3 separate regions of the Mus musculus genome follow, and all the other regions are linked to region 2. Evidence: chromatin loops called from intact Hi-C (ENCODE). Cell type or tissue: left cerebral cortex. All regions are shown on one strand. Links, peaks and the distances in the headings refer to the core of each region. The heading gives the core; the rest is flanking DNA. Region 1 has its middle 53 kb from the start of Slc7a1. Region 2 holds the start of Slc7a1 (solute carrier family 7 (cationic amino acid transporter, y+ system), member 1). Region 3 holds the start of Ubl3 (ubiquitin-like 3).

The links. Hi-C counts contacts between places; a loop is a spot of excess contacts. Peaks named below come from ENCODE experiments on the same cell type or tissue, not always from the same donor. Only the 100,000 strongest peaks of a DNase experiment are listed, where the experiment ranks them.
Region 1: it touches region 2 in a loop (2.3-fold over the local background); 4 of 42 quality-filtered maps call a loop at or near these places.
Region 3: it touches region 2 in a loop (2.0-fold over the local background); 5 of 42 quality-filtered maps call a loop at or near these places.

The regions. Positions count from the first base shown.
Region 1 is chr5:148,447,976-148,457,958 of GRCm38, reverse strand. No RefSeq gene overlaps it. Among named protein-coding and RNA genes, the nearest start is that of Slc7a1, 53 kb to the right of the region's middle. In left cerebral cortex, for the core only: CTCF peaks have their summits at 5,937 (motif pointing right) and 6,797 (motif pointing right); DNase peaks (open chromatin) are centred at 3,898, 4,436, 5,954 and 6,822.
Region 2 is chr5:148,395,043-148,405,025 of GRCm38, reverse strand. Slc7a1 (solute carrier family 7 (cationic amino acid transporter, y+ system), member 1) reads left to right here and starts at 5,122. Exons shown (of 13, transcript NM_007513.4): 1 at 5,122-5,297. In left cerebral cortex, for the core only: a CTCF peak has its summit at 5,037; DNase peaks (open chromatin) are centred at 2,222, 5,167 and 5,966; H3K4me3 peaks cover 1,679 bases; H3K27ac peaks cover 1,405 bases.
Region 3 is chr5:148,547,656-148,557,638 of GRCm38, reverse strand. Ubl3 (ubiquitin-like 3) reads left to right here and starts at 4,851. Exons shown (of 5, transcript NM_011908.2): 1 at 4,851-5,686. The coding sequence starts at 5,660. In left cerebral cortex, for the core only: a CTCF peak has its summit at 4,837 (motif pointing right); DNase peaks (open chromatin) are centred at 5,681, 6,122, 6,587, 7,084 and 3 more places; H3K4me3 peaks cover 3,536 bases; H3K27ac peaks cover 3,211 bases.

The sequences.
Region 1 (9,983 bases), core at 1,234-9,233, 53 kb before region 2:
GACTCTTCAGACAAGGACAGAAAACAGCCACATTCTCCACCAAAATACCACAAAAATAGTCTCTACACCACATACTGAAATTCTTTTCTGAAACCTTTTGGGCCAGGTCTGCATAGTTCAAATCACTCACAGTAACAGAGTCTTTCATATTCCTGCTAGGATAGTTCATTAAGCCCCCACTTAAAAATTTCACTTCTTTTCAAAGCCAAAGTCCCAAAATACACATTATTCCAAACAAAAGCATGATCAGGCCTTTCACAGCAATACCCCACTCCTGGTACCAGCTTCCGTCTTAGAGTTTACTGACTCCCAGGCAGCTAGGATGAGGGTCTTAAAGCCTACACCCACAGTGCCACACCTACTCCAATAAAGCCACACCTCCTAATAATGCCACTCTCTGGGCCAAGCATATACAAACCATCACAATGTCTGTGTGCCACATGAATACAGCATCCATGAAGGCCAGAAGAGGGCAACGGATCTCTTCAAACTCGAGTTACAGGAGGTTGTGAGTTACCCTAGGGCCGAATCAATAGTAGGGATCACAAACATTATTTTGAGTGGCTCACAAGCCTGATCAGTAAAACCTAAAAAACAGGAAGTATTACACAAGTTGCAAATAAAGCCTCCTGGAGTTCATTGGCATGATAGCAGTGTAAGGACGGTAAATGTAACAGGTGTTAACATCTCACACAGGACTTGGAACCTGCTCACTTCTGGACAATTCTGGGACCCTTGTTGCAAAGCCTGCAGATACCAATGCTGATTTTCTTTGATATGAGATATGACATTACACAACTCTTCCTAGGCCTTACTCTTGCTGCACTTGAGTGGTTCCTATTCCTACGGCTCTGGTGTATGCAGTCAGGATCTCCACTATCTGCTTAGGGTCATTTGGGCCTGCTTCAGCCAGTCCTGTGCCACTCTTCTGGACTCCCCTTTGAGCTGATTGACAAACTTTGCTGCCAGCTCCAGGTCACCATGCTCAATACAATAGGAGGCATATGAGATCAATTTAAATGTATTTATATCTTCAGGGTAGAGCTCCACTGGGGGCTTCAGTTGCTTAGGCAGGAACAGGAGTAGGGACTGTAAGTAGGAAAGGAAATATTGGTACAGGCCTCTGGAAGAATAGTCAGTGCCCTTAGTCTCCAAATTACCTCTTCAATCCACTTTAAAAATCTCTCTCTCTCTCTCCCTCTGTGTGTGTGTGTGTGTGTGTGTGTGTGTGTGTGTGTGTGTGTTAAAACAAACCAAATCAACCCCTTCACTTGGTCTTTATAGTAAAAGGTTCATACTGAGGCACATATACCTAACAAGAAAGGGCTCTGATTAAAGAAATGGCCCTCTGTTCTAGGATCAAATCCCATTGCTTCTGCTTTCTCTTATGCAGATATAAGCAAGTTCTCTGAACTCTTGAAGCTTAGGGAATCCTAGCTCATGGAGTTTGTTAGGAGCAGAACAGAACCTCTAGAATAGTCTTGATATTTAAATGTGCATAAATCATAAGAGCATCTTGTTAGAGGGCAGGGTGCTTTCAGAGGTGTGGGTGGAGCCTGCATTTCTAACACTTCACAGAGCCATTGACATCACACATACATGGATCTCACTTTGAGAAGCTGATACACAGAGATCTGTCTTATGTGGAGTCTTCATAGATGCTGCTCCCCGATGCAGGAAGCACCTCATGGCTCAGAACAATACCAGGTGTGTGTGTGTGTGTGTGTGTGTGTGTGTGTGGTGCCTGTGTACAAGCATACACATGCAGCTGTATGTGTAAAGTGTGTAATATATTTCTTGAAATGTTGATCAGGGTGCATAGGAGCTAGTTGGAGTTAGGAGGCTTGATCCTTGGGTTTATCCTACAGTCAGCGATTCTGCATATTTCTCCTTCAGAGATCCTTGCACCAACAACTCCTGGAGTGACCTGGGTCAGTACTGGACCAGATCCTTCCTGCCTTCGGGCTTGACCAGAGGTCTTTGTGCTGCCCATAGGTGTGACAGGATATTTGAACCTGCTTCTACTTAGGGTGTGGCTCAACTCTTAGCACACACCTTTAATCTCAAACACTGAAGCTAAAATTAGTTTGTAGAAGGAAGCACCCATGTTTGAAAGAGATGCCTGAGTGGCAGACAAAGTGATGAATCAGAGAAAGATCTGACAGAATAGGATATGCCCAACTCTCAGGAGAAGAGTTGGAAAGGGAAGCTACTTAAAGGAGAGACAGACAGGACAGGAGTAAGAGAGTACAGAGCAGGAAGTCAGTAGAGTTGAGAAGGAGAGTGGAGCAGCACTGAGAGGGGGGAGGAGGCAGTGTTACTGGGAGAGTTTTACAGAGACAGATTGAAGAGAACAAGCTAAACACAGATAAAGACAGAAGGAGCAAGAGAATGAGAAGGAGCCCAAAGATTAGAACAGATTGCTAAAGTTAGTTCAAGGCCAAGCAGAGCAATTCAGAGACCGAGAGAAAAGCCAGATTGAATACGTCAGCTGGGAGAGGAGTTTGAGCCAGAATAGCTTAGTTGAACCAGCCAGCCAGAGCTCAGAAACAACAAGAAAGAGCTTATTTAGCAGCAGGTCTCAGAGGCTGAAACCTTCCAGGCCTAGATACGATTGTACAGAGGCTAGACGCTTCCAGGACTAGGCCTAGGTTAGCAAAAGGAGGCAGGAACCATAGAAGACAACAATTACCTCGGGCACATAATAGATACTTTTATGTATAAGTAGCTTGTAGATATTCCATCTGGCCCCAGGCATAATGGCTCCCCTTCTGCTGTGGTGCCTGAGACTTGGTTTCCCATACCTGGAGACAGGTGGGACATTCTGCATGTGCTCCACTGGAAGCCTGAAGAGCAACCATCTGGGGAGCAGGGACTGTCAGAGGACAAAGGGAGACCATGCTCTGCTCCAGAGTGGGTAGCAGCTGCAGGGGGTCATTCCTTGCATGGAATTCAGCAGGGCACAGATGCCTAGAACCTGATAGAATTAATTTTCACGGTGGATTTTTGTTGTTGTTGTTTGTTTGTTTGTTTGTTTGTTTTCGAGACAGGGTTTTTCTGTGTAGCCCTGGCTGTCCTGGAACTCACTTTGTAGACCAGGCTGGCCTCGAACTCAGAAATCTGCCTGCCTCTGCCTTCAAAGTGCTGGGATTAAAGGCGTGCATGCGCCACTACTGCCCGGCTGCACCGTAGATTTTGAGGCTTGCTCCTCTGTGGGGAGTAGGGCATCTTTGTGTGCATGGATGGCTTTGAAAGGAATATGCAGCTCTCCTATGAACAAGCCATCCTGGAGCATGAGGCCCCTACCCTGTCAGAACTCTTCTAGACCCGTCTTGGGACAGTGATGGAGGGGCTTCCCCTCCTTGGAACACCACACTCATTTCAAAGGACCCCTTTTTCTAGACCTGGAAGATGATGGCAAAGATGGTCCTGTCTTAAGCATGCTTGAAAACACAAAGGCATTTGCACAAACAGCACCCTGAATAAGCGCCAACAGCTCGTGACCTTGAGGGCGGGGCCCAGCTCTTCCTGCAAGGTGCGGGTCAGTGGCTCCTTGTTCTCAGAAGGCGTGGCCAAACTCTTGCAGAGTACAGTATCAGGAAAGACCTGCTCCAAGTGGGTCTAGTCCTCTAATCTTTTGCCTGCACAACCCCTGGGGCCTCTAGCTGGCATCCATATCTTTATACTCTTGGAAAATCAATATCCCCCTTTTTTTTCTTTGTTCCCAATGAATGAATTTGGGGGATAGCACCAGAATCAGAAAAGTTTCTATGAATTTCTTCCAGACTCGGAGTCTGGGAATCCTCGTGGGTGGCCGGGGGCCTGCTCTGAGTATTTTTCAATGCAGAAAAGGGCGTATTTGAGCAGCTGGCTCAGAAATAGACTAAATCTGTCTATAGCGTAATTGGTGCAGAAAGAGCTGGAAGACAAATTGAGAATGGTGGGTGTAAACAGAAGGGAAAGGTGGCAGAAGGGGAGCCAGATGGATGAGCCCAGACACAAAACACACACAAACAAAGGCTGCTAGGGACACCAGGAGGGCGCGTTTGCATGTGGGGACCAGAACTGGACTCCTTGGCTTGGAGGTTTGCGGTCCTAGGTCTGCTCCTGGAACCCTGCGAAGTCAGGCTCTGTAGAGGGCGATCGCTACGGCAGGTGGTCCAAATGGCCTCATTAGTGAATTCAGAACACAAAATCTTGGTCTAATTATTCAATTCCTTAAAGAATTTAGTTTGCTAAGAGCCTAGGGTGCGCGCGCGTGAGTGTGTGAGTGTGTGTGTGTGTGTGTGTGTGTGTGTGATATTTTGATTACAACGTACAATTTTTTCCCTTTACATAGCTGCATTCCATGGCAGCCTGTATCTGCTTTGCAGTGTGACAGAGGACAAGGACACCTTTCTTGTGATAGAATATATTACACATGTGACACCCACCCACCCCCAGTGCCAACTCTGTTGACAAATTTTGCTGTTTGACCAAACCCTCTCGAAGCAAGGAAGAATGGGTAGTCAGAGTGTCTGCTGCAAAGTACTTTAGCTATCTTGTCAGCAGCAGATGGACCCGCTGTCACCAAGCAAGCGACAGGTCAACGTCTGTGCAACTTCTGTGTCGGCTCAATACATACTTATAATTAAAGAATAATAAAATTTGCATTTGCTTACAAACAGGGAGGATCTTCTGTACAGCAGAGACCATCACAGCGAGAGATGCCAGTGAGCCAGGTGCACGTAACAGCGTAACAACAAGTAATTACATTGCCCTTTTCAGAGGCGCCATGCATGGCCCACCCAATTAAGCCTCCTAGAGTAACTTCCTGATGGCCCATCGTTTCTAACATCCCTTCCCCATTTATCATATCAGTGTTGCTTTCTGCATCTGCTTTCTTTCCTAGTCTGCCCCCCCCTCCACCTCTGCCGCCGCCGTCAAATTTCACGGTTCCCCAAAACGAAAAACAAAACTGCCGGTTCTCATTTCTTTGGGGGAAATTAGTCTTGTTTCTTCCCATAAATCATAAGCATACTTCAGCTGTAAACAGCATTAGCAACCGTGGAAGTAAATTGACTGCAGTGCTCCGAGAGACCAGAGGGTGCTGAGCAAGGTTTGGTAATTGTGACTTAGGGAGGGGTGGTGGGCAGTTGGGGGACTGGGGAGAATCGTGGGTGACTCCGTTCTTCTCTTTGAATGTGGGGATGTCCTCCCTGGCTGGGCATGGGTAGCCCTAGGCCGTGGTATAACAATTATGAATAGCATCTTTCTGGAAATGTTGCACTTTGGGTGATAAATTATATGGTAATTCAAATTAAGGTGTAAACAAGATAGAAACAAAAGCTTGTTTTGTAAAAGAAGCCAGACCAAAAGGCCACCTGTTATACAAAATGTCTAGAAAAGGCAAGTCCATAGGAAAAAACATATTAATGGTTATAAGAGGTCAGAGATAGGGAATTCCCATTAATCGGTAGAATTTCTTTTTTTTGGGGGGGGGTAGGATTTATTTAGGGAAGAGGGCAATGGTCTTACAATGGTAGTATGCCTATGCCAATACCTACATTGTGCACTTTAGGTGAGTAAATTAGGGTTCAACAAAATTGTTCTGTTAAAACAGAAGTTTAAAAATAATTAGGACGGGCTGGAGAGGTGGCTCAGAGGTTAAGAGCACTGACTACTCTTCCAGAGGTTCTGAGTTCAAATCCCAGCAACCACATCCATCTCACACAACCACAACCAGCTCACAGCCATCTGTAATGGGAGCCAAAGCTCTCTTATGGTGTACTAATATAAACAAAATAAATAAATCTTTAAATCTTTAAAAGATAATTAGGACACAGAAATCCTGCAAAGAAAAAAAACTAAAAAGTTTGCTCTCCATCTTTCTAACGGTGAGCACTGCTTCTCATACTCTTACGAATTGGCTTGGTGAAGGGGTTGTAGTGACACATGTTGGCCTCCAGAGGGCGCCTCGAACACAACCCGGTTTTTATGAACTTGGTTGGGGCAAGAAAAAGCAATGTTTCTCTATGGTCATTGCTAGGAATCAAAGGTGGGTTTGCAGTTTGGGAGGGGAAGAAAAGATCAGTAGGACAAGGGAAGAGAAAGGTAGCGAGCTTGGGGTTTTTGCTCTCACCCCCCATGCCCGAGGAGCTAAACCCTTTGTGTAGCACTGCATTAGAGTCCAGCCACTGGAAAGCAAAATATGACCCCAAAAGGGACTACTTGACACTCAGACCCCACGTCCTTATTCTTCAGAAATTTCTTAAAATGAAACTCATTCCAATCCAGACACCAACCAGCACTGGTATCACCTTTTAAAGAAAAGGAGTTGACCAGAACTCAGTTTCCAGCAGCCACACCAGGTGGCTCACAACTATGTGTGACTCCAATTCCAGGGGATCTGTGTTCATATGCGCATAACCACACATAGACACACACAAACACAGATAATTAAAAATAAAACAAATCTTTTGGTTGTTGTTGTTTTTTCGAGACAGGGTTTCTCTGTGTAGCCCTGGCTGTCTCGGAACTCACTTTGTAGACCAGGCTGGCCTCGAACTCAGAAATCCGCCTGCTTCTGCCTCCCAAGTGCTGGGATTAAAGGCGTGCGCCACCACCGCCCGGCTAAAACACATCTTTAAAAAATACTCAACAGTGAAATATATTTAAAAAAAAAAAAGCATTTCACTTTGTGCGTTTTTATATCTTGAACTTCCAGACAGAGCCTGGCACTTAGCAATGGGCAATTGGGTGAGTGGGTGAAAGGTTACACATACACCTGGGGCATTTAGCCTGGGTAGCCAACAGAGGGCGCTATATACCTAGAGAAGCAAGGCGAGCGCCCAGCGCAGGACCTTTCCTGAGACAAACTCAGATTTCTGGTCTGCTTGTAACAAAGGCAGAGATCCGCGCAATTCAACCTGGAGCTGCGGCCAGCGCAGAATCCCAACATCCACATGCAGGTGGCAGGGAAGAGTCAGGCATTTTCCTTGCTTAGCCGTCCCCTTAGCATCAAGAAAAGAAAACCAGACGGACTGAGTTTTTGTACACAGAGATGATATTCAAGAAAAGGAATGATTCTGGGAAAGCCCACTGTGAGCTAGACCTTAAGCTCCATCTCCAGCCTTTGCCTGGCGTGTCTCAGAAGCCAGAGTTAGACATAAATCCCTGTAAACTCTCCAGCAGAGTCTATAATGGGGCTGCTGCCCAAATGGACAGAGCTGAGCGCTCTCAAGGATAAGCCTTGCACCGAACAGTATTTCTGGCAAATCAACGCTCTACCCACTCCCTAAACAGAGTCCACAAACACCAGGGTAGGTAAGGAAATAAGAGTGCTCTCCTGACCACTGGGCTGCACTGCCTGCAGGCGTGAGTGAGCTTACCCTGATACCCTAGGAGTCTCAGACCAGACCGTTGGGTTTAGAAGCAATAGGAGGAATGGAGTGGCGCCAGACACACCTGCCGTTGAACCATTTTATCTGATTCTTTTCCAGCTGTGTGTCTGTTCCTTTCATTAGTTCTTGAATTTGTGTCTCTCTCTGCTGTGATCAGAAAGTCTTCCCAAAGAGAATGGCAGGCAGGAATCGATGGGAATGGAGGGCGGAACGGGGTGGGGGTGGGGGGTTCTTCTTCAAAGCCCCCAAAGAAGCTCTTGCCCTGAGTCCAAGAGGGAAGCACAAATCCACCCTCAGGCACGTCCTCCGTGTGCAGCCATCTTGGCATCTAGAAGGCTGCTTACGGACAAATCAAGAAAACTAGCCAGGCAGTAGTGGCGCACGCCTTTAATCCCAACACTTGGGAGGCAGAGGCAGGTGGATTTCTGAGTTTGAGGTCTACAGCCTGGTTTACAGAGTGAGTTTCAAAACAGCCAGGGAAACCCTGATTCGAAAAAAAAAAAACAAAGCAAACAAACAAAACAAAGAAAGAGAGAGAGAGAAAGAAAGAAGGAAAGAAAGAGAAGAAAAGAAAGAGAGAAGGAAAGAAAGAAAATGAGTCATTTGGTCGGTGAGGGATTGAGTTGCTAGTGTGATGAGTTCCATGGGAAGGATTAAGGAAGGGAGCCTGTGAATTAATGAAGAGAAAGCTCAGAAAAGTTTCTTATTTGCCGTGGTGGTCACCTGCTGTAGTCATGCATAGCCTTTGTGTCTGGCTATGAGTGAAATGTTCCAGCAAAGCTTTTGCTATGTTGGGGGTTAATCAGGAGAGGCTGAGAAATTGTTCTGAGTCTGTTTGAACCTCGAGGAAATGTTTTCTTCCTGGAGAATCGGCACTTGGTGCTACACAAGAGCTTGTAGCTGCACCAACCTTGGTCCTAAGACACTCCTGGCAAACCTGGAGTTCTTCCTTCTGATTCTGGCTCGCCATGGTCGGAAGGGACTGAGCTTTGCGCGGGTGGTCTGCACTCTCGGACATCAAGGGGAAGATGACTTTGGTACTTGCAACCTTTCCCAGTCCGAATTAATTTTGTGTGATTAGTGAATAAAAGTAACTGGAGTGAGCTAGTCTTTTCCAAGAAGGCTTAGCACCCTGGTGAGCTTCTCTCTCTACTGCGGCACCCACGACCACCATCTACCATCACCCATAGACAGTATGGTGGGATCTCTGAGCCAAGGGAGGGGAGAAAACAAGATCCAGGATGAAAGGCACACATAACCTTTGTATCTACCATAAGCCTTACACAGCACAAAAGCTAGGCAGATACCCTACCCTCTATGCTGCTAGAATCTACTTTCCTATTGATAGTCATTACTCACTATGTTCCATCTGGGCTGTTCTTAACTCCCATTGGCCGGCCCCCAGGGCCACAATTTCTTTACTCATAATCCACTGTAGCTTCTCCCTCTTTCTCCTGCACTCTTGCCCCCTCCTGGTTCTCCTCTGACACCAAGCCTGGGAAACCTAAATTCTGCCTATTTGTCTTCTGCCCACCTATTAGCTGTCCACATCTTTATTTACCAATCAGAAATAACCCGGGGGCAGGGTCCTTAGCGTCTTACGTGTGGATTCTCCTCTCTGAGGCAACCAGCCTTGGGACTCAATATTAGCATTAGAGTACAAGCAGCATTAGGCCAACCCACCACACTGCTTCATAAAAAACGGTACAGGCTACATGATGTCAAGTTGGCTACCTCATCACCCCAGCCCTCTCGGGGGAGAGATAAGACCTTTTTCCTTTCCCTGAGATAGAGCCTTTAAAATGGTCATGTGTCAGTTGGCCATTGCTGTCTGCCTGATCCTTCTGGCATAAATAAATCTTCTTTGTGCTGAGGGTTTGGTGTCTGGGTGTGTTCTGTGCCAACTCCTAGGACCCTTCAAAATCTCTCCCCAGAGATAAGCTACCCTCTGGCTAGTGCCTTATATTCTCCCAGTATGAGATCTCTGGGGAAATTCCCATTTTTCAGGGGTCCATTGTGTCAACAATCTGACAGATCGAGACACATAAGTGACTCTTTAGAATTTTTATGGTTGCCGGGCCAGTTACACCACCACAGGTGCCCTGTCAAGCGTCCTGCTAGCGGGTGTGGCGTCCCAACCGTGGGATGCCTATTCTGCTGGATATGGTAGAATGGTGGCTCGTGTCCAGACAGACCACACCAGAACAAAGCAGCTCTACATGGCAGAGGTTTATTGGAGACCAAGAGGGGAAAGAGAGGAAGGGTCTGTCTTTTCTTTAGGCTGTGATGTAAGTAACCTGTTTGCAGGTAAATGTGGGAAGTGGATTCTGGGAAGGTATGTGGTTGCCCTGGCAACAGATGCCACCTATGTGCGACATCCCTGAATTTGGAGCAGATCTGCCAAGCTGGCTCTTGATACCAACACACTGACCATTGAAAACTTGAACATTCTTCTTGGAGGAAAACTAGAGAGATCTAAGCATAAAGCTGGGATTGGTCACGTGTGGGCATTGTGAAGAATGGTTGGTAAGCAGGTGACTAAAGAGACCAGAATCATCTAAACCCAAGGGGACTCAAGAAGGTAAAGTGGCCTGAGGGAAT
Region 2 (9,983 bases), core at 865-8,864:
GATGTAAGCAATAAAGTTTTGCCGCAGAAGATTCTGGTTTGTTGTGTTCTTCCTGGCCGGTCGCAAGAACGCGTGTAAGAGTTGGTGCCGAAACGCGGGTAAGACTGGATGTCCTGGAGCTTGTTCTATAGACCAGGCTGGCCTCGAACTCAGAGACTTGCCTGCCTCCTGAGTGCAGGAATCAAAGGTGTACACCACCACCACCACCCATTAGTTACTTCTCTATTGCTGCGATGAAACACTGTGGCCAGAACAATTTATAGAAATTATAAAAAGCCCATCCTAACTGACACACTTCCTCTTTCAAGGCCACAGCTCCCACATCTACCCAGATAGTGAAGCCACCTGAGGACCAAATATTAAACTCTCTGTGCCTACAGACGTTCTCATTCAAACCACCGCAGTTTGTTTGAATTTTTTTAATGTAAGGTGGTTATGTTCTATTTCTTTTCCTTATGTTATTTATTTATTTTCCCACGTGGAGAGCCATTATTCTAATAGTACTCATTGAAGAGACTTTGCACTTAAAACATGATTTTCCTTTGGGCTGAAGAGATGTCTCAGCACAGGTGTTGCTTTTCCAGAGGATCTGAGTTCAATTCCCAGCACCCATGTTGGGCAGCTGAACTGCCTCTAGCTACAACTTCAGGGGACCTGTCATACTCCATGGGCACCTGTACACGTGGTACCCACTCACAAAGACACACACATGATTTAAAAAAATGAAAAGCAATGAATTTAAAAACTGTATGTGTATTGGTGCTCAGCCCGCATGAATGTCTGTGTGCTAAGTACACGCCTGGTGCCTGAAGGAGCCAGAAGGGGGCATCATATCCCAAGAGACTGGAGTTACAGACCATTCTGAGCCTCCATGTGGGTGCTAGGAACTGAACCCAGGTCCTCTGGAAGTGCAGTCAGTGCTCTTAACTGCTGAGCCATCTCTCCAGTCATATCTGCACCTTTATTGAGGATCTGTGGAGATGTGTGTAAGCCTGTTTATAGGTTGTCTAATCTGTCCATCTTTGGATCTGTCTCTCATATGTGCCATGAACTTTGTAACGCTATGCAACTAGCATGATCTCTACTGGAAATCAAAGAAACCAAGGATTACAGTAACCCAGTACATTCTCCTCAGGCTGTTAGGGGTTGGGTCAGAACCAGCCTGCATCTGCCTTACTGATTCTGATTCTAGGTCCTTTTAATGCCTTGTGCTGCCTGATGGTCCTAGACGAGGATGTGACTTACAAGATGTCCGACAGGGGCTAAGACCAGCAACCTCTTTCTGTGAGGGTTTTTGGAATCTTGGCTCAGCTGGCGATGATGGAGACCTCTCAGTCACGGTGCCTTAGGACCTTTGCTGTTTGTCATGGTATTGAGCCAGGGCTACCAGCATCTTCTGTGAGACCTTGACCACAATTGGGTTTCTCTGCTTCAAATTGATTTTTTTTCTCCTCTGAAGTCACTTCATTTTAGTTTAGAATTTTATCGCTATAATACCACATCCATGGCAACTTTTTCTACCCTGAGACAGGGATAGCTCTTGCTATCCTGAAATTGACTCTGTAGACCAGGCTGGCCTCAAATTCATAGAGATTTACACATCTCTGCGTCCCGAGTGCTGGGATGATACGTGTGTGCCATCTTGCCTAGCAAATAACAGGATTATTATAAAAGAAAACATTGAATTGGGGGTGACTTAGAGTTTAGAAGTTTTTAGTTCATTGTCATCATGGCAGGGAGCATGGCAGCCTACAGGCAGAAGGAGCTGAGAATTCTACATCTGGGGGCTGGAGATATGGCTCAGCCGTTTCCAGAGGATCCGAGTTCAATTCCCAGCAACCACATGGTGGCTCACAACCAACAGTAATGAGATCTGATGCCTTCTTCTGGTGTGTCTGAAGACAGCAACATCTACATCTGGATCAATAGGCTGCAGAGAGAGGGGGAGGGAGGGAAGGAGAGAGAGAGAGAGAGAGAGAGAGAGAGACAGACAGACAGACAGACAGACAGACACTGGGCCTGACTTGAGTGTCTGAAACCTCAAAGCCCACCCCCAGTGACATACTTTCTCCAACAAGGCCACACCTAATCCAACAGGCCACAGCTTCTACTAGTGCCCCTCCCTAGGAGGGACATTTTCATTCAAAGCACCGGATACTTTTCATGGGCCCTGATTCTGAGGGATTCCTCTTGTCAGTCTGAAGGCCAGCTGCTCCGTGGGAGGCCAGCTGCTTCATGGGAGGCGTCACTGAACTGGAAACTGTGCTAAAAAATCCCCTAGGAAAGATGGAATCTAGGTTGGCTCTTCACGTGGAATATCTTTAAGGTTTGGAAGCCAAAAGCCAGTTTGAAAAAAAAAAACAAAACAAAACAGGGCCTGGAGAGATGGCTCAGTGGTTAATAGGACTGGCTGTTCTTCCTGGGTTCAGTCCCCAGCACCCACATGGTGGCTCACCTGTAACTAGCTAATACTCTTTTCTAGCCTCCATGGTCTCTGGCACGCACGTGGTGCTCCTAAAGTCATGCCGGCTCACACACATATACATTTAACAAACCCACAATTGTATTTCAAACATGAAAGGGTTGAACCTTTTCCTGAGACAGGATTTCTCTTTGTAGACACGGCTGTCCTGGAAATCTCTTCATAAACTAGGCTGGCCTCAAACTCAGAAATCTGAGTGTTGGGATTAGAGGGACGAACCACCACTGCCCAGCTCAAAGGGTTGGCTTTCGATCAAAATCACAGGGGCTGGGGAGATGGTTCCACGGGTAAGAGTGCATTGCACGAGGACCCGTTTGAATCTCACACCCACTTTACAAGCTGGGAATGGCTGCATGTGCCTTTAACCTCCAAACTGGGAGGCAGAAATGAGCAGATTACAAGCATTCGCTGACCAGGCAGCCTTACCAAAAAGTGATGAGTGTGGGGGCTCATTGAGAGATCCTGCTTTATGTCAGTAAGGCAGACAGTGATAGAAGGATACACTTGATATCATGTTTTGGCCTCTGCATGTCTGAACACTGACATGTGATATGTGTGCAACACACACACACACACACACACACACACACACAGAGTCAAATAACAAAACTATGGTTTAAAGATCTTAATTGTAGCCAGGCTTGGTGGCACACACGTTTAACCCCAGCACTTGGGGAGGCAGAGGCAGATGTGTCTCTGAGTTCGAGGCCATTCTGGTCCATAGAAAGTGAGTTCCATGAGAGCCAGGGCTGCATAGTGAGATCCTGTCTCAAAAAAAAAAAAACAAAAACAAAAACAAAAACAAAAACAAAGCAAAACAAAAGCAGTAAAGCTGAAGTTGGTCTTCTAGATAGGAATGAGCTGAAGAAAGCAGGTAGAAGTTACTGTCTCTGCATAGTAGAGGCAGGGAGAAGGGACAATAGAGAAAAAGCTGCCTAATATCTGGTTGATCCAGCTTGCTCTTTTTGGTTAAGGGTTTATGCACAGAGAATCATTACATAAACTGGTCATCGCTAATTTCCTAATTTCTTGAGAGGTCAGTTTAGCTTCAGCTTATTGGTGTGGGATTTTATTACCCGTGACTCCGTTTTTTGATTTTCAGCTTGTTTGACGGGACCTGTATCACACCAAAATCCCAGACGAGGACAGGGCAAGCAGTTTTTAAGAGAACGTAAATTTTCATAAGCAGTAGTGTGCCGATTTGTGGAGGACACACAGTGAATAGCGTTCGAATTCGGAGTCAGATACTCATCTGGTGCTGAAGGCAAAGCTGGTGGGCGCTGAAAGATGGGAGGTTTCCCTCTGTGAGAAGGGGGCACCTGGTAAAGATTCAGGAGACCTCCCTACTAGATTGGCAGGAATCAGTTCATCACCGCATGATTGACACTTACTTCTGTTGGCTGTTGGAAAACAAAGCATGTTTGATGCCTTGTTATTATCACAAACGCTGTTAGAAGTGCTTTAATGTTATCTTACAAGTGTTAGAAGTGCTTTAGTGCTATCCACCTCCCTCTACGTATTCATTAAGACTTTTTGGCTGGGCAATATAAATTAATACATCGTTAGTTTAATTCTATGGGAGTATCAACAGCTGTGGCTGACAATGAATCCCTTTACTGATAAGGCACACTTGAGAACACACATAGCATCCACCTTCTCTTTTCTCTTTTTCTTTTCTTTTCCTTTCTTTTCTCTCTTTCTTCCTTTCTTTCTTTCTTTCTTTCTTTCTTTCTTTCTTTCTTTCTTTCTTCTTTCCTTCCTTCCTTCCTCTCTCTCTCTCTCTCTCTCTCTCTCTCTCTCTCTCTCTCTCTCTCTCTCTCTCTCTCTTTTTTTAACAGGATTTCTCTGTATAGCCCTGGCTGTCCTGAAACTCACTCTGTAGACCAGGCTGGCCTCAAACTCAGAAATCCACCTGCCTCTGCCTCCCAAGTGCTGGGACTAAAGGTGTGTGCCACCACTGCCGGGCTTCGATATAATTCTTTATAAAAACTTTTATCTTATGCATATTTATGGTTTACCTGTGTATGTCTGTGCATCACATTCAAGACTTACAGATTAGTTGTGAGCCCCCATGTGGGGAGTCAGAACTGGGTCCTCTGAAAGGGTTGTCAGTGTTAACCGCTGAGCCATCCCTCAGCCCTATAGACTGTAGTTCTCGATTTTGGAGCAGAGATCAGAAGGAACCCTGAAGACTAGATTTGGGTACTAAACTTGGGGAGAGTCCCGCGGGTGTGAACTGCCTGAACTGTTCTGTTGGCTATGTGGAGGAACTACCTTGTATCAAAGGGAGGCTTGCAGGTTCTGGGGCCCTTCCTGACCAAGGCGGAGGCTAAGGCGTTAGCTAGGGCACAGCCGTAAAGTAGTCCAATGTCAAAAGAAGATTTACAACTAAGTCCAAAAAAAAAAAAAGTCTTTAAAATGTGTCTTACATCCAGTTTGGAGCAAGAAACCTGGTCGTCAGCTGTCCGTGGCTCCCCAGGAGGGGGCTCGCACCCCTCAGCCTGTGCCATCAGCTCTGACTCAAGCTCAGTTGCGGCTGCGGAGGACCAAGGGCGCGCGCGGGAGGCGCCCAAACCGGCGGGGAAGCCCGGTCTCGGGTGTCCCCGCCCACAGGGGCGCGGCCGCGCGGCGCTGTCATTGGTGCCCTGGAAGCTGACGCGCAGCACTGGCCGTGGCCGTGGGGCCCGCGGAGGGCGGCGCGCGGCTGATGAAACCGGCTCGGATTCCGCCCGCGTGCGCCATCCCCTCAGCTAGCAGGTGTGAGAGGCTTTCTACCCGCGGTCTCCACACAGCTCAACATCTTGCCGCCTCCTCCGTGAGTACGCGATCCTTGTGATTGCCCAGGAAGCTCTGAAAGCCTGAGTCACCTCGGTGTGCGTGTGTGTCTGTGTGTGTGGCCTCGGGTGGCGTTTCAGGCAGGGCGAGGGTTCTTCTTATCCTCTCCATCTCCGGGGGATGGGTGCGTGGGGCGGGCACCAGTGTTCCGGTCGCCTCCTCCGAGTCCATCTTGGTCCTTTGCAGGCGCGGCGTGGTGCATGATGCAACAGCGGGAGGGAGTGAACACGGGCGACCCGGGTGACGCCCGCCACGCGTGGCGCCGTGTGTAGGCTCCACGTGGGCGCGGGGACCCATCTACGCAGGCTGCCCCGGGTGGCATCCGGAGTCACGGCAGTCTGGGAGACCTTCCCTTACATGGCGCGGTGCGCGGCACCCCGCCCCGCCACGCGGTCCCGGGCAGTGTCGTCAGCCGAGCCGCGCGCAGGATGGACTCTTGTCAGGTCTCGCAGGCATGACCCGAGACCTGAGATTCCTGTCCTCCGGGTCGCCTCATAGTCTCCAGAGGTCCCTTTGGAGGGACTCCCTCTTGGGTGGGTTTTCCTTGTGACCCGATTCGGCCTGCACAGACTGTTCTTCCAGATGGTGTGGAGTGGGAGGAAGTTCTTCCGGCTCCGTAGACAACCTGTGCTCCGTGTGTTTCTGTCCAGTGGAAGACTTCCTGGGCACGATCAGGTCACCAGCCAAGGGTGTCCGCAGAGCAGTCCAGTGTCGCTCGCTCCAGCCCACTGCTGTGTGGACTTGTGTGTTAAGATAGCCAGACATGTGCTGGGATAGGCAGACATGTGCTGGGATAGGCAGACATGTGCTGTCAGGAAAACAAAACAAACTAAAAAACTACATTTCCCAGCACCCACAGTTATACTCTCACGTGCAGGAGGACAGGGTTTCAACCATAGGTGTATTTCTTCTAAAGGTGAGTAAACTTTCACTAGAATCCGGAGCGTTATCTTCTGCGTTATCTTTTGGTTGACTGTCTTAGCTGTCATGGAGTCAGCTGGTAATTGGGATTTTTGTAACATTTCTTGCCCTTCATGTGTGGTTAAGATAATAGGAAACCTCGACACAGTCATCCCCCTGGTATTTTTAGTTGGTCTCAATGGAAATTATTATTTTGACTAGAGCACACCCTTCTGCCACTAAAACAAAAGGGCGTGACTCACGAGATCAGAATAGACATTTAGAGGGGGAAAGTCACCCCATGAATTGAAACAGCTCTGAAAAGTTTAGCGTTTTGAGATCATGTTTTACTTAAGGGTGAAATTTAGAGGGTATATAAGGGAGGGTGGGGGGGGGTGAATAAACCAAAGGAACTAGTTAAGTAGAGATAAGAGATACCCCAGTGGCTAGGGCTGAATCTCACAGCCCCAGGGCTCTTTCTTGGCCCATAATTACAGGTTTTAGATTATTATTATTATTTTTTAAAGGTATGAAGACAAGCTGGCTCCCTTCGGGATTTCTCTTCTAAGACACATGGTCATTATTATATTTGGTAGATCAGTTTCTCCCCACCCCCACCTCACCCTGTGCTCCACCCACAACCCAGCTTCACAACCAGCCTCAAACTTGCTACTTTGCAAAAGATGACCTTGATCCTTTTGCCTCCCACTGTGTCCCTGGGATTACAGGCATTTGCGCGGATCCCAGTTCATGCAGAGCTGGAGAGCGTACCCAGGGGTCTCCTGCACACTCAGCTGCAGGTTTGCACAGTGGGCACCTGACAGGCCGGGTTATTTTTTCTCAGGCCCCAGGACACTTTTTTTTTTTTTGGGGGGATGTAATTAAATGCATTTATTGCTGTTTAAGCCTGCATTCTTTTCATTAGACCCGCCCGGCAGAAATAAGTAACTACATACATGGTCGCATTATGCTCAGGAAATTATGCCTTTCTCCAGAGTTAGAAGTATTTACTAATCCTAGGGAGGAGTATGAAGAAGGAAGACATGGTTAGGGGAAGAAATACCCGGTAACCTGGTGCTTGTCTGGATATCTGTGCCATGTTACCTACAGGCATCTCCTGAAATGTCTTGGTATTTCATCTGGTTCTTAGTCATCACTCCAGGCAGGACCTATAGATAAGACCTTAGAGCGGTGGCTCTCAACCTTTCTAGTGCTGCAACCCTTTAATACAGTTCCTCTTGCTGTGGTCACCGCCAACCATAAAATGATTTCGTTACTACTGCACAAGTGTAATTTTTGCCACTGTTATGAATCATAATGTAAATATATGATATGCAGGGTATCTGATATGGGACCCCTGTGAAAGGGTTGTTTACTCCCCAAAGGGTTGGGAAACCACTGCCCTAGTGTTTTCTTCATAGTTGGCCCCTTGGGGGTGGGGTGGGGCTGGGGACATAGGGAGTGGGTATTTGAGATTCGTGTGTGTGCTTGGGATTAATACCAGGGCCTCTCACATGCAAAACATATGCTAGGGACTGTGTCCCCTGGCCCACTGCCTGGATACATTTTAACAATCCATCCAGTAAGATTGGCTAGGGTTTCTATGTGAGGAGAGAGCAAGATGCTGTACTGAGGGAAAGGGGTAGGCTGGTCAAGAATCCTGTTGGGTGGAAGAGGGACATTCACGCTATTCATTTATATCTAGTCTAAAGGTTTACTTTTATTTATGTGGATGTGTCTGTGTGGATATTTGTCACGTGTGTGGGTACCCCTAAAAGCCAGAGAGTGTTGAATCCCTCGGAGCTTGGGTTACAAGCGGTTGTTGACGTCTGATATGGGTGCTGCTTATAAACTTGGGTCCTCTGGAGGAACAATAGTCTCTCTTAAATGCTGAGCCATCTTTCCAGTCCCGGGAGAAAAAGATTTTGGCAGACACAAAATAAAATGGCTAGTATATTCTCTCTCATTCATTCATTCATTCATTCATTCAAAGACTTGCTGTATAGACCAAACATGAGATCCTGCTGGCTCAGCCTCCAGAATGCTGGGGTTATATGTACACACTACCATGCCTGTCACTGCAAATAACCTTTCAAAAATTTCATTTATTTAGAGACACCGTCTCAGTGTTTAGCTCTTAGCTTCCCTGGCTGGGACTCACTATCTAGGCCAGGCTTGCTTGGAATTCACAGAGATTTACCTGCCTCTGCCTCCCAGGTACTGAGATTCAAGGTGTGCACCACCATGCCTGGCTTCATGTTTATTTAAAATTTTTACATATGTGTATGTATGTGTGTGTGTGTATATATATATATATATATATATATATATATATATATATATATATACACATACATATACATATATATATATATATCTTTCTCTGTATGTGCACCATATATATTCACTGCCCCCAGAGACCAGAAGAGGGTGTCTGATCCCTTGGAACTGGAGTTACAGATAGCTGTGAGCCCCCATGTGGATGCTGGAAACCAACATCAGGTCCTCCTTAAGTGTTCTTAACCACTGAGAATTTCTCCAAGTAAATTTTTGGATACCTTCACCACCAAAGGACAGGCTTGTACTGATGGACTCTCTTGGGACCGTTGAAGCTACCTGTTCTGGGGTTTGTGCAGGCCAACCCAAAGCTGGGATCACTTTCTCCTCCAGGTGTTAGTCTGGTGTTGAGGTTGCCCTGTGGGTTGGGGACACTCTGAACTTAGAGTCCTAATGCCTTAGGGTTCTCTGGACCTTGAGCCAGCAGCATGAGATCCCAGGTGTGATGGCTAGTTCTGGTTATCAACTTGACTACATCTGGAATGAACTACAATCCAGAAATGGAGGGCACACCTGTGATCTAGATCTTGCATCTGGAAGACACCAGCTTCTGACCTGGAACTTGACATGAAGTAACGCACACTTTTGATCCTTTGTGGGTTTTGAGGCATAGTGGTCATGAAAAGCTTAGACCCAAGCAAAGGTGGTGCTCACTTTTAATCTCAGGAGACAGAGGCAGGCAGATCTCTTGAGTTCAAGGCCAGCCTGGGTTCAGAGCAAGTTTCAAGTCAAGCTTATGTTCAAACACAGCAGTGCACACCTTCTGCTGGAGGCCTACATAAGGACAGTGGAAGAAGGAAGATTCAGTCTTTGCCTGCTTGCACTTACTTGCCAGCACGTCTTTTGGAACCCACTTCTTCAGGACTCCAGCTTAGCCAGAAGCCCAGCTGGCACACCCAGCCTCCTGAGTCTGATCAACTTCTAGATTCTTGGATTTTCTATTCACAGCTGCCCATTGTTGGGTTAGTTGGACTACAGACTGTAAGTCATTCCAATAATTTCCCTTAATATATGGAGACATTCCATAAGTTCTGTGACCCTAGAGAACCCTGACTAATACACCAGGTCAAGGTGTAGGCATCCTCCTTTTAGAACATGGATCCCCCCCCCCCACACACACACACACTGCTCCCTTGGACAGGGTTTCTCTGTGTAACCCTGGCTGTCCTGGAACTCATGCTGTAGACCAGGCTGGTCTCAAACAATGTTCTGTCTGCATGTATGTCTGCACATCAGTAGAGGGTACCAGATCCCATTGCAGATGGTTGTGAGCCACCATGTGGTTGCTGGGAATTGAACTCAGGACCTCTGGAAGAGCAGACAGTGAGTGCCCTTAACCGCTGAGCCATCTCTCCAGCCCAGGACCTTCTGTTTTGAAGTACATGGAGTAGTGTTCAGGGGGCCATCCCACCACCAAGCTGCATACTTC
Region 3 (9,983 bases), core at 673-8,672, 150 kb before region 2:
ACCTTTCCAGAAGAATGGCTCTCAATCTGCAGCTTGTGGCTCCTTTGTGGATTGGATGACCCTTTCACAGGGGTCACCCAAGACCACCAGAAAACACAGACGATTCATTACGATTCACAACAGTTACAAAATTATGGTTATGAGAAGCAACAAAAATAATTGGAGGGTCACTGCGACTTGAGGAACTATATTAAAGGGCCACAGCATTAGGAAGGTTGAGAACCACTGTTTTAAATCTTCTTATATAAACCAGGCTAGGCAGCTAGTGACCATCCAACCTTCCACTGAGTCTCCTACAGAGGCTTAAACCACTCTATCTGGCTTTTCCTTGGGTTCTGAGGATCTGAACTCACATCTTCAGCCTTTGTGGGGAATGCTTTGACCCACAGAGGTATCTCCTTATCTCTCCACCTAGTTTTTGAGACAGAATCTCTCATGAGTCCAGAGATCTCCCGTTGGCTACCATAGCTGGCTTGAGAGTCTGAGCCTCTGTCTCTTTTCCTTCCTCTGTCCCAGGGTCACATGAGCAGGCGGCTTTTTTATGTGAGTGTTGGTGGCACATAAAAAAGCTGCCTTGTTGACGGAAGCATCTCTGCAGTATAAGCCGAGTAATTCTTTAGATCCGGGTGGGTATCTGGGTTTGGTGGGCACATCCAGAAGGGTTCTAGGTCCTGGTATATTAGAACAAGGAGTTGACCAGAGAGATGAACTGGTGGGAGCTGAATGGGAGGGATTATTGGACACATTGCAATGTGTCTAATGAAGCAGGGCAGAGCCTGGACATCTAGAAACACAGCAGCTGTGCTGTACAAGACGTTAGAGCTTTTACTTTCCAGAGGCTTTGGGGGGCCATTTGCATAGCTCAGGCTTTTCCACGCATGCTCTGTTCACCCAACTCTGCCTGTTGCTTCATGCATCACATTTCTGGTTAGTGATCTTCAATCCCCACCCAGGGGTGTGTGCAGCTTATCACATGACCTGTATCACGAGCCACAGGTCACCTTCGGACAATCTGGAGTATCTCTGTCACTGTACCGGTGGCTCCTGCCATTTCTAGTCAGCCTTGGCCAGCAGGTTTTTCTCCTCTGTTAATTTTGTAGCCTGCATGTGAGGCTTCATTCTCCATCCTGTTCTCTGGCCTCACTTTCATCCAGTTTGCTTGGGCAGCACTTAAAGGATAAGTGTGAGAAGAGACAAGCTTTAGACTCTACACGGCCGCTGTGACCTCTTGGAAACGTTTATTGAGATATGATTTACATGTTGAGATTTTTATATACTTTATATATACATATATCAAAATATATAAATATATTTCTTATTTTATTGGGATATCATTTCTATATCCAGCCAGTTCTCAGTAGTGAGAAGGTCTTTCCACAGATATGCAAATGATGGTCTATTACTTACTCTCCAAAAATGAAGGGAAAAAAATGTCACAGGCTTCAACAGGGATGAACCTTGAAGACGTTATACCAAAGGGAACAGGCCATACACAAAAAGACAAGTGTTCTAGCCGGGCATGGTGGCACACGCCTTTAATCCCAGCACTTGGAAGGCAGAGGCAGGCGGATTTCTGAGTTCGAGGCCAGCCTGGTCTACAAAGTGAGTTCCAGGAGAGCCAGGGCTATACAGAGAAACCCTGTCTCAAAAAAGCCAAAAAAAGAGACAAGTGTTCTTTCCCTTCACCTGAGGTACTGAATAGAATTGAAAACAACTGTCTAAACAGAAAGTGAGGAGTAGGGGAGGAGAGTTGGGGAGGGGAGTTGTTTAATGAATACAAAGCTGAAGAATGAGAGAGCAGAGGGAAGGAGGGCTCTTCTGAGTGCACGGACTTATGTCACAGAACTGAACAACTAAAAAAGGTTACGATGGTAAATTTAATTTATATGTATTTTGCTGCTATTAAAAAATAACCCGCCAGGGTGGTGGTGGCGCACACCTTTAATCCCAGCACTCAGGAGGCAGAGACAGGCAGGTCTCTGAGATTCTGGCCAGCCTGGTCTACAAAGTGAGTTCCAGGACATTCAGGGTTACACAGAGAAACACGGTCTCACAAACAAAAACAAACAAGAAAACAAAAAAACAAAACAAAAAACAAAACATAACAAAACACCACTGCCAAAAAGCCCTTCTAGGACTAGAGAAATGTCTCAGTGGTTAGAACACTGGCTGCTCTTGCCAAGAGCCTAGACTTAGTTCCCAGCACCTACATACGGTGGCACACAACTGCCTATAAATCCATTTCCTGAGACCCTGATGCCCATAAATGGCCTCTGCAGGTAGCCACACGCACATCACACACACACACACACACACACACACACACACACACACGCGCGCGCGCTTGCTTTAAAGCTTGAAAAAGAACTTCTAAAGTGCACAATCAGTAGTTTCTAGAATATTCACAGTTTTGCACATTTTTGTTTTGCCTTGTTTGAGACAGGGTCTTGTTACAAAGGCCGGGATTGCGGGCTTCCCACGCCATACCTAGCCGTGACCATTGCCATAACCTAATTCTCTAATAATTTTCTTCATCCCAGTGACCCCCTGACTCTGCCTCAGAAAACCCCTCTCAGCTCTACGAACTTAGCAGCAGCTATGGCTGAGGGGCCCGCGGTGTCATCATCCATTCTTAGAAAGGCCCTTAGAGATTTAGATGAAGTTCCCCGGAAGTGCGGAAGAGCGTCAGAGAGGCAGAGGGGATCAGCAAAGACGCCTTCGCGGCAGAGTTAGCTCTTTGATTTCTTGTGAGGTTAGTTTTTCCATATCAAAACTGCTGTGTCATCCACTGCCTCCCGGGTGATGCTGACAATAGATTCGAGGACGGATGGTGTCACCCTTCCCTGCTGTGCCCCGGCAGGCTCCTCTCTGCAGCCCCTCACTTCACGCTCCACAGTAAAGGCAGCACGGCAGAGAAATCCGTTTGTGTTCTGCAGTGCTCCTTCATGCCTGAATTATGTCAGGAGAGGGTTCCAACGAGTTTTGTGGATAATAACATCTCAGCCTGTCTTATTTGAGTAGTTAGAAATGCAACCAGGTGCAGCAAGCTTACTTTTAAAAGGCGCGGCCTTATACAGAAGGGGCAGTGGCAGACAGCATCCCGTAGAAGACATGCTGTGTGATTTTGGGCTCAAAGTAGGGGTCATTACATCCCTGGCAATGGGGCTGGCGGACAGCTTTCCTTCGTTCTGCCAACTTCTGCTTCTTGCCTTTCAACAGCACTTAGGTCTGTCAGAGCCATGGTGGGTGGTGGGGAGGGGGAAGGAGGCTGAGGAGAGTAGGCGTGGCATGGGAAAGGGGGCTGAGAGTAGGTGTGGCATGGGGAATTAACGTGGTAAACATCTTTAAATGGTAATGCAGTACTCCTTCAGAATCTGTTGGTGGACTGAAAAGCTTCAGTTGTTTGGATTTCCAGAAGGGTTCATGGTGGGGAAGGGTTCTGTGCTTATTAAACACACACGGAGAGAAACTACATTAAGAGTAGAAAACCATGGAACCCACAGATGCTGAAATAGGGAAGCCACATTGGGGTGAGCCTGGGCCTCTGTTTTCCTCTACGTTTGGATTCTTAGGGAGTTGGGTCTGTGATGTAGGCTCCTAGGAGTGTATGGAATGCCTTCAGCCAGGCCGCCACTCAAGAGACAAGTAGGTCCTCTGAAGTGTCCCGTGAGTTCCCGTCCGATGAGGGAACACGTGACTGGGGAGATGGTTCTGGGGAATGACGCAGGCTCCTAGACAACAGGGACTGCATAGCTCACGTCTGAACTCTCAGTGGCCGCAGAGCCTGTGGTGCACCTGTGCGTCGAGAGAGAAAGAGGATGAGTAGCCACCGTTCACGTCAGAAGATGTGCTGTTATTTACAAAACGATGTATGTGCCATGCATGAAATCATCCTTAACAGCACCCAGACTTTAGCCCTGGAAGGTAGGCAAGGCTGCCTTTAGGTGAGGTCACAACTGTAGGTGGGTGTAATAGTATCGTGTGGAGACTGCCCTTCCGAAAGGTCTGAGATATGAATAAGGCTCAACTGAATACTTGTGGTTTCTGTATTCTGATCCTAGATCCGTGGTAGACATTATTTTTTCACCTAAATATTCTAGCATCGGCATTATATTATGCTGTTTTAAATTCACAATACAATTACGTCACCGGGTCAAACAGGGGCTAGGCTGGGAAGTGGTGAATCTACATGTAGTCTCCACTACCACTATATAGTTTCTGGTCATTTCAATTAAGCGGATTGCAGCTTTATGGCCCTAGGACTTCAGGAAACGTGTGTTCAGACATTGCCTCTGCTTCACAAGAGTCTTGTTTCTGTTGAACTTCCACGGCCTTATTGGAAATCAATGATTGTTTCTGATCTTCAAACTGTCATGTTGAGGAGACCTAAAGATTAACTCACTCAATAAAATGGTTTGAGATTGCAGGATGTGGAGAACTTGCAATGATTAAAACACATGCTTCTGCACCACGGTGTGTCCTATTTTAACTGTGTCTACACAGTGCGCGAGGGAATTTCTCCGTGCAAGTTGTTTTCCTCCAACAATCCGCGTGATCATGGCATTTCTGGACACAGGTAGGGACTGACTCCAGAGCAAGAGCCTCTAAACTGAACCGAGACAAGGGCGCTATCCTTTCCTAGCAACTGTTGCTATGCGGGGGCGTGGCATCGATGCGGGCAAGGACGCCCCGGAGGCCCCTTCCCCTCACCTGCACAAACTACATTTCCCATGATGCTCCGAGAGGGCTCCGTTGTGACGAACGGAACAAGCGCAGACGGGGGCGGGGGAGGTGGGGGGCGCTATTCCCAAGTCGGCTCTCGGGCACCAGCAGGGGCCACCGCCGCCATGTTGGGCTGAGGCGATGACAGGAGGCGGCCGGGGCGTGTGGGATTGAGAAGTGGAGGAGGAGGCGGAGAGTCAGGGCTCTGAGGGGGAGCTGTTCCCAAGCTAAGGGAGGAGCCCCCGGAAGACGCTGCGGAAGGCAGGCAGCGAGGCGGAGGCGGCCGGAGCCCAGACGCGATGCGGCCCGACCGGCGCGGCTGCGCTGAGGCGCCCGCGGCCTGAGCCCCCCCGGCGCTGCGCTCGGTTCGGCTCGGCCCAGTTCGGCTCGGCTCGGCTCGGCGGCTGGCGAGGTCGATGCCCTTGAGCGCGGCTGCGCGCAGCCCGGCTGTGCGGCCCCGCGGCGCGCGCTGAGCTTCTCGGCGGCCCCGGCCGCTTTCAGCTCGGCGCTCGATGTGTAGCCACATAGTTATCTGTACACTTCGTCGCCGGGGCTTTAATGAGGACCTGAGTCGCGAGCGCGTGTGAATCACCGCCTGGGCCGGGGAAAGAGGACGGCGCATTTAACCCCCTCCCACCCCGCTCCATGTCCGTGTGTCACTCGGCTCTGTCCACCTGGCGCGGCGGGTCCTGGAGCTGCTACTGCTGCTGACGATCGGCTCCCCTCGCGCCTCTCGCCCCAGAAGCTCTTGTGCTCCCACGTAACTTCTACTTTTTTTTTTAATTTTTATTTTTTTTTTCATTTTTGGGAAAAGCTCAGCACAAACCGATCAGAATTGTGAAGGTTCTTTTTTATTTTTTCCGTAGTTCCAGCACTTCTGCTCTTGCTTTTTGTTTTGTTTTCTGCGTAAACCTCTGGCCCACTCTCAAAAGGCAAGATGTCCAGTCATGTCCCGGCGGATATGGTAAGTGAACGATAAGTTCCGACGTTCGGATTGTAGTGTGGTTTCCAATCTTATTTAATCGGAAGACGACGCTGGCGTCGGGGCGAAGGTTTCTGGGGCCCGGCGGGGGTGAGAAATGGGGGGCACTTCTGGAAAAGCCAATCTACTTGGCTTTGGAGAAGTTGGCTCTTCTGCCCCCCTCCCCCCTTTTCTTTTAGGAAGCACTGGTTTTTGGTGTGGTTTTGCAGCTTTTTCTTTCTTTTTTTCTTCTTCTTTTTTTTAAAACCACTGGGAGTCACTGGTTCGGTTGTGTTTCCTAAGTCGCCGGAGGCAGGGAAATGCAGTGGAAGCGGAGGAAATTCCTTCCCGATTGCTAGAAGGCTTTCAAGGCTTGGATTTAAACGCTTCGGGAAAACGTCAAGGGCTGTGTGGACACGGCCGGGGACGGGCGGCGAGCTGGATACCTAGGGTAGGAAGAGGCTGTCTGGCTCAGTGACAGACAAGATCGTTCAGACGTAGGTGCACACTTGATACATTTCAGGGGCAGCGGCGCACCTCTTTGGAAAAAGTCTTGCTGTGAGCCCTTCGAAACGTCTAGCTGAACGAACAGCTATGACAACCGGAGCTATTTAAATGTTTTTCAATTCTAGGTTTATGGCGTAAAGCGTCCTTTTTAAAATATAGATATTCCAAGGTTTCTTGGTACCAAGTAATTAACAGTTTTGCATTTTAGGTTTTTGTTTGTCTATTGTTTGTTTTAAGCCAGTTAAGCATGTTTATTGAGCCTGGATCACTGGGCGTTGAGAACTGGAAACAAAAACTGCTATTGTTTATTGAGGCTTTTTCCTTTGGTTTCTAAATGTTAGGGTTGCGAGTGTGTTGACTGACAGTTACTGTGTAGCCTTACAGTGCTGAGGGGTGGGTTTGTGGGCGCGTGAAGTGACACTTTGCAGTCCTGAAGGCAGACATAATGCAAGTAACTGGGAGATGAATAATCCTTCTGAAAGAATCGAAGTTAATGTAATCATGCCCACTTATGTCAAGTTGACATTTGAATGTGTATGTATTACAGTGCAGAACCAAGATTGAACTTTGCTAATGGTTGCATTTTTAAAATGTCAAATATTTCTATGGAGAGATGACCTGTTTTACATATTTTTAAAAGAAAAATGACCCTAAATTGTGTATTTTGACCTTGGTTTAAAGGCATTTTGTTTGTTTGATTTTCCACTTAATATGCTGTTCAAATGCAAAGGAACCACTGGGCCTGCCTCCCGGGTGGCCACCGCGCTTGCAGCCTTTGCTTCCGGAGTCTTTAAACTCAGGCTCTGTCCTTTTAGCTGTTCTTCCTTCTTGATGTGTTCAGGGGGAACAGTCTCCTGCCTGCCTGAGTGGCTGCCAAGGTTCCCTTTACACTATTCTCGAAGTTGCCTGGAGAGGTCTCTACACAGAACTGCAAATGTTTCTTCCTCTGTTTGATGAGTGATCTGTGGGCTCATAGCCTCCGGCAGAGATTTGCTCTTTGTAAAGCCTCCATTTTATATCATCAGCACAGTGAAGGCTACACCCACCTGAGTGCCTTCTATTCTGTTAGAGAAGTTGTAATGAAACAGATGTGTGCAGTTAAAGCAGGGCCACTACTTTCTTTGGGCCCAGTGATACAGAAAACGTGGAATGTACAGCATCAGCTGCACATTGAGGTGATTTTTGGGGAGTGCCATCTCTGAAGATTGGAAGCTGTGTTGGGATTGGGGGACTGAGGTAGGGGCAAGGTTCTATTGATAGTTGCGGTTACAAACTATCACTGCTTGTCTGTCTGAGATTGTGTGTTCAGGCCCTGATGACCCAGTGGTGCTTTGAGGTCCCTGATTAAAGGTGATATGCAAGGGCAAAGCAATATTATGTAATAAACGTAGAATGCCTTGTGATGCTCCTCAGAGGTAGCCTGTGTAGACTTCCAAGTTCTAAGTGGGTTTCCTATCTCGTGGTCACCTTTCTGGACAATATGATTGTTGAGAAAATCCTTTAAACAACCATTTTCCATTACTTAAATTTCAATTTTCCATCAGAAGGATCTTTGTTTGATAAGAGTGTAGAATCCTCAAAATGCACACACGCGTGCGCACATACACACACACACACACACACATTAAATGTTAAGTAAGTACTGCCTTCTTAGAAATTGTTCATAGCTAAACTCCTCATACCAAAACCTGACAATTTGAGTTTGCATTGGTGACTTGAAGGGAGCACGATTTACCATTTTATGATTTTGAAAGCCATCTCTTCAGGAGCACAGATGTTCCCACCAAGTAACATCTCCTTGCAGCCTGGCTCTAAATTGATTAGGATATGAACTGTCACAGGCCTGAACTTGCAAGTGCAGAATCGCCTTTCTGTTCAGTGCTGTAATATGAACCTTTCGAGTGTTGACAGCTCTCCCCTGTGCTATTTAGAAACAAACCTTCTGCTCCTTTACATCTTAATGGTGCTTGTCAGCCCTGGAAACATCCTGCCCAGGAGGTGGGGTGGGGCACTGATGTTAGAACCCCTGCCCGGTTTCATTTGCAGTAATTCCTTCCAGACGAATGATAATTGATAACTCAATTGCCATTTGGATAAAGTCTTTTTATGGCTATAATTGTGGCTCATTTTGTGACCAGTATTTTAACACTAGTTTTAATTTTGTGAGTAGTATTTACTAAAATTTATTTTTAAACAGTAAATACATTTTTGTTTTACTGTAAAGAAAATACTTTATTCAAATTTAGAAGGATAAAGTGTGTCTGTGGTTAATGCATTTGTTGCATCTTCTATACAATAATTTGCAAGGAGCCTTCTTTTCACCATTCTGCAGTGTACACGCACACACACACACACACGTTTAGGAACCTAAGTGTATTTAAAACCTCCTGATGCTGATTTTTCTTCCTTGTTAATAGGGATTGAGTTGGAAATACATTTACTAATATCTCAGTGTAGCAACCTGTGTCTGAAAAAAACTGAAAATATTGGAGCAGAATTTCATTATAATCATATTTTAAAAGTTTCCTTTACGTTTTTAAAACTGAGTTCACAATTTGTAGTCTTCCTTGGGCCATAGCCATTGTTTGTGTCTGTGTAGTGACATGTGGGTGATAGGACTTGGGGGGCGGGGAAGACAGGCAAAGATGGTGATGAGGACGATGACCTCACTGTGCATTGGAAATGGCCTCAGCACGTGGGATGTGTTCACGCCAGTGTTTCTTCGTTTGGGAAACAACTTAGGACTTTGGACGAGAATTGCACTTTACAGCTTTAGGACATCCATTACACCAAAAAACGGGTCTGCTAACTACCTGTGAGGGGTGTGGTGGTGGTGCACACCTTTAATCCCAGTGCTCTGGAGGCAGAGGCAGGCGGATCTTGTGAGTTCAGGGCTGACCTGGTCTACAAAGTAAGTTTTAGGCTAGCCAGAGCTGTACAGTGAGACCCTGTCTCAAAAACAGAAAGCTAGAGACTATGTGCAGAGAGGCTGTATGAGACAGTGAGGTGTGCTGTTCTCTGAAGCAGCTGATGCTCGCTTGTTCGGTTGAAGAAGCAGGTGCTGATCAACAGTGTGTAGTCTGGGGGCAAATGGTATGCTGGCAATTGGTTTTTGTCAGTACATTTCATATGGTTCATAGAATGCTTCAATTGTAATGCTTGGTTTATTTCTTCTAGTCATGAAAGAAATATTTTTGGAGCCCTCTAGTGGGCAGGAAATAACTAAAATAAATTTCCTTTCCGTGTGAACTTTGATCGGTTTCCTAAGTTAACATAAAATGACGTGTGAGGAGGAGCCTTGTCAGAACAGGATCCAGAAAACAGAACTGTCACTATGGGGAAAGTGTCCTGAGACGAAATGGGGACCCCTTCCTTGCTTACAATTCCTTTATCGTTTTCTTCCTCCTGCCCCACACACTGTTTTTTTCCCTGTTGAAGTCGGGAGAGTCCTTCAAGCTCAGGAGCTGAAGTCCTGCGTGCCTGGCTGTGTGACCTGATAATAGCGCAGTCAGCACCATCTCTCTGTTGAGTGAGTCTCTGGGTGGTTTAATTTGACTGTGCATGATGGCCAGAGTTTGAGCTGAAATGGATTTTAGTTTGTTTTAGGCCCAAGTCGACTTGCCTTTCTCTGAATCCTTTTCTTCAGTGCTTGGGTGATGGTCTTACACTTGTGAGATGTGAGGACAAGTGTCCTAGATCTGCTATGTCCTCCATGGTTTTAAAATCAGAATTGGTGTTTTATAACTGCTGAGAGACATTTTGACTCATGAAGTGGTACTATGTGTGTTATTTA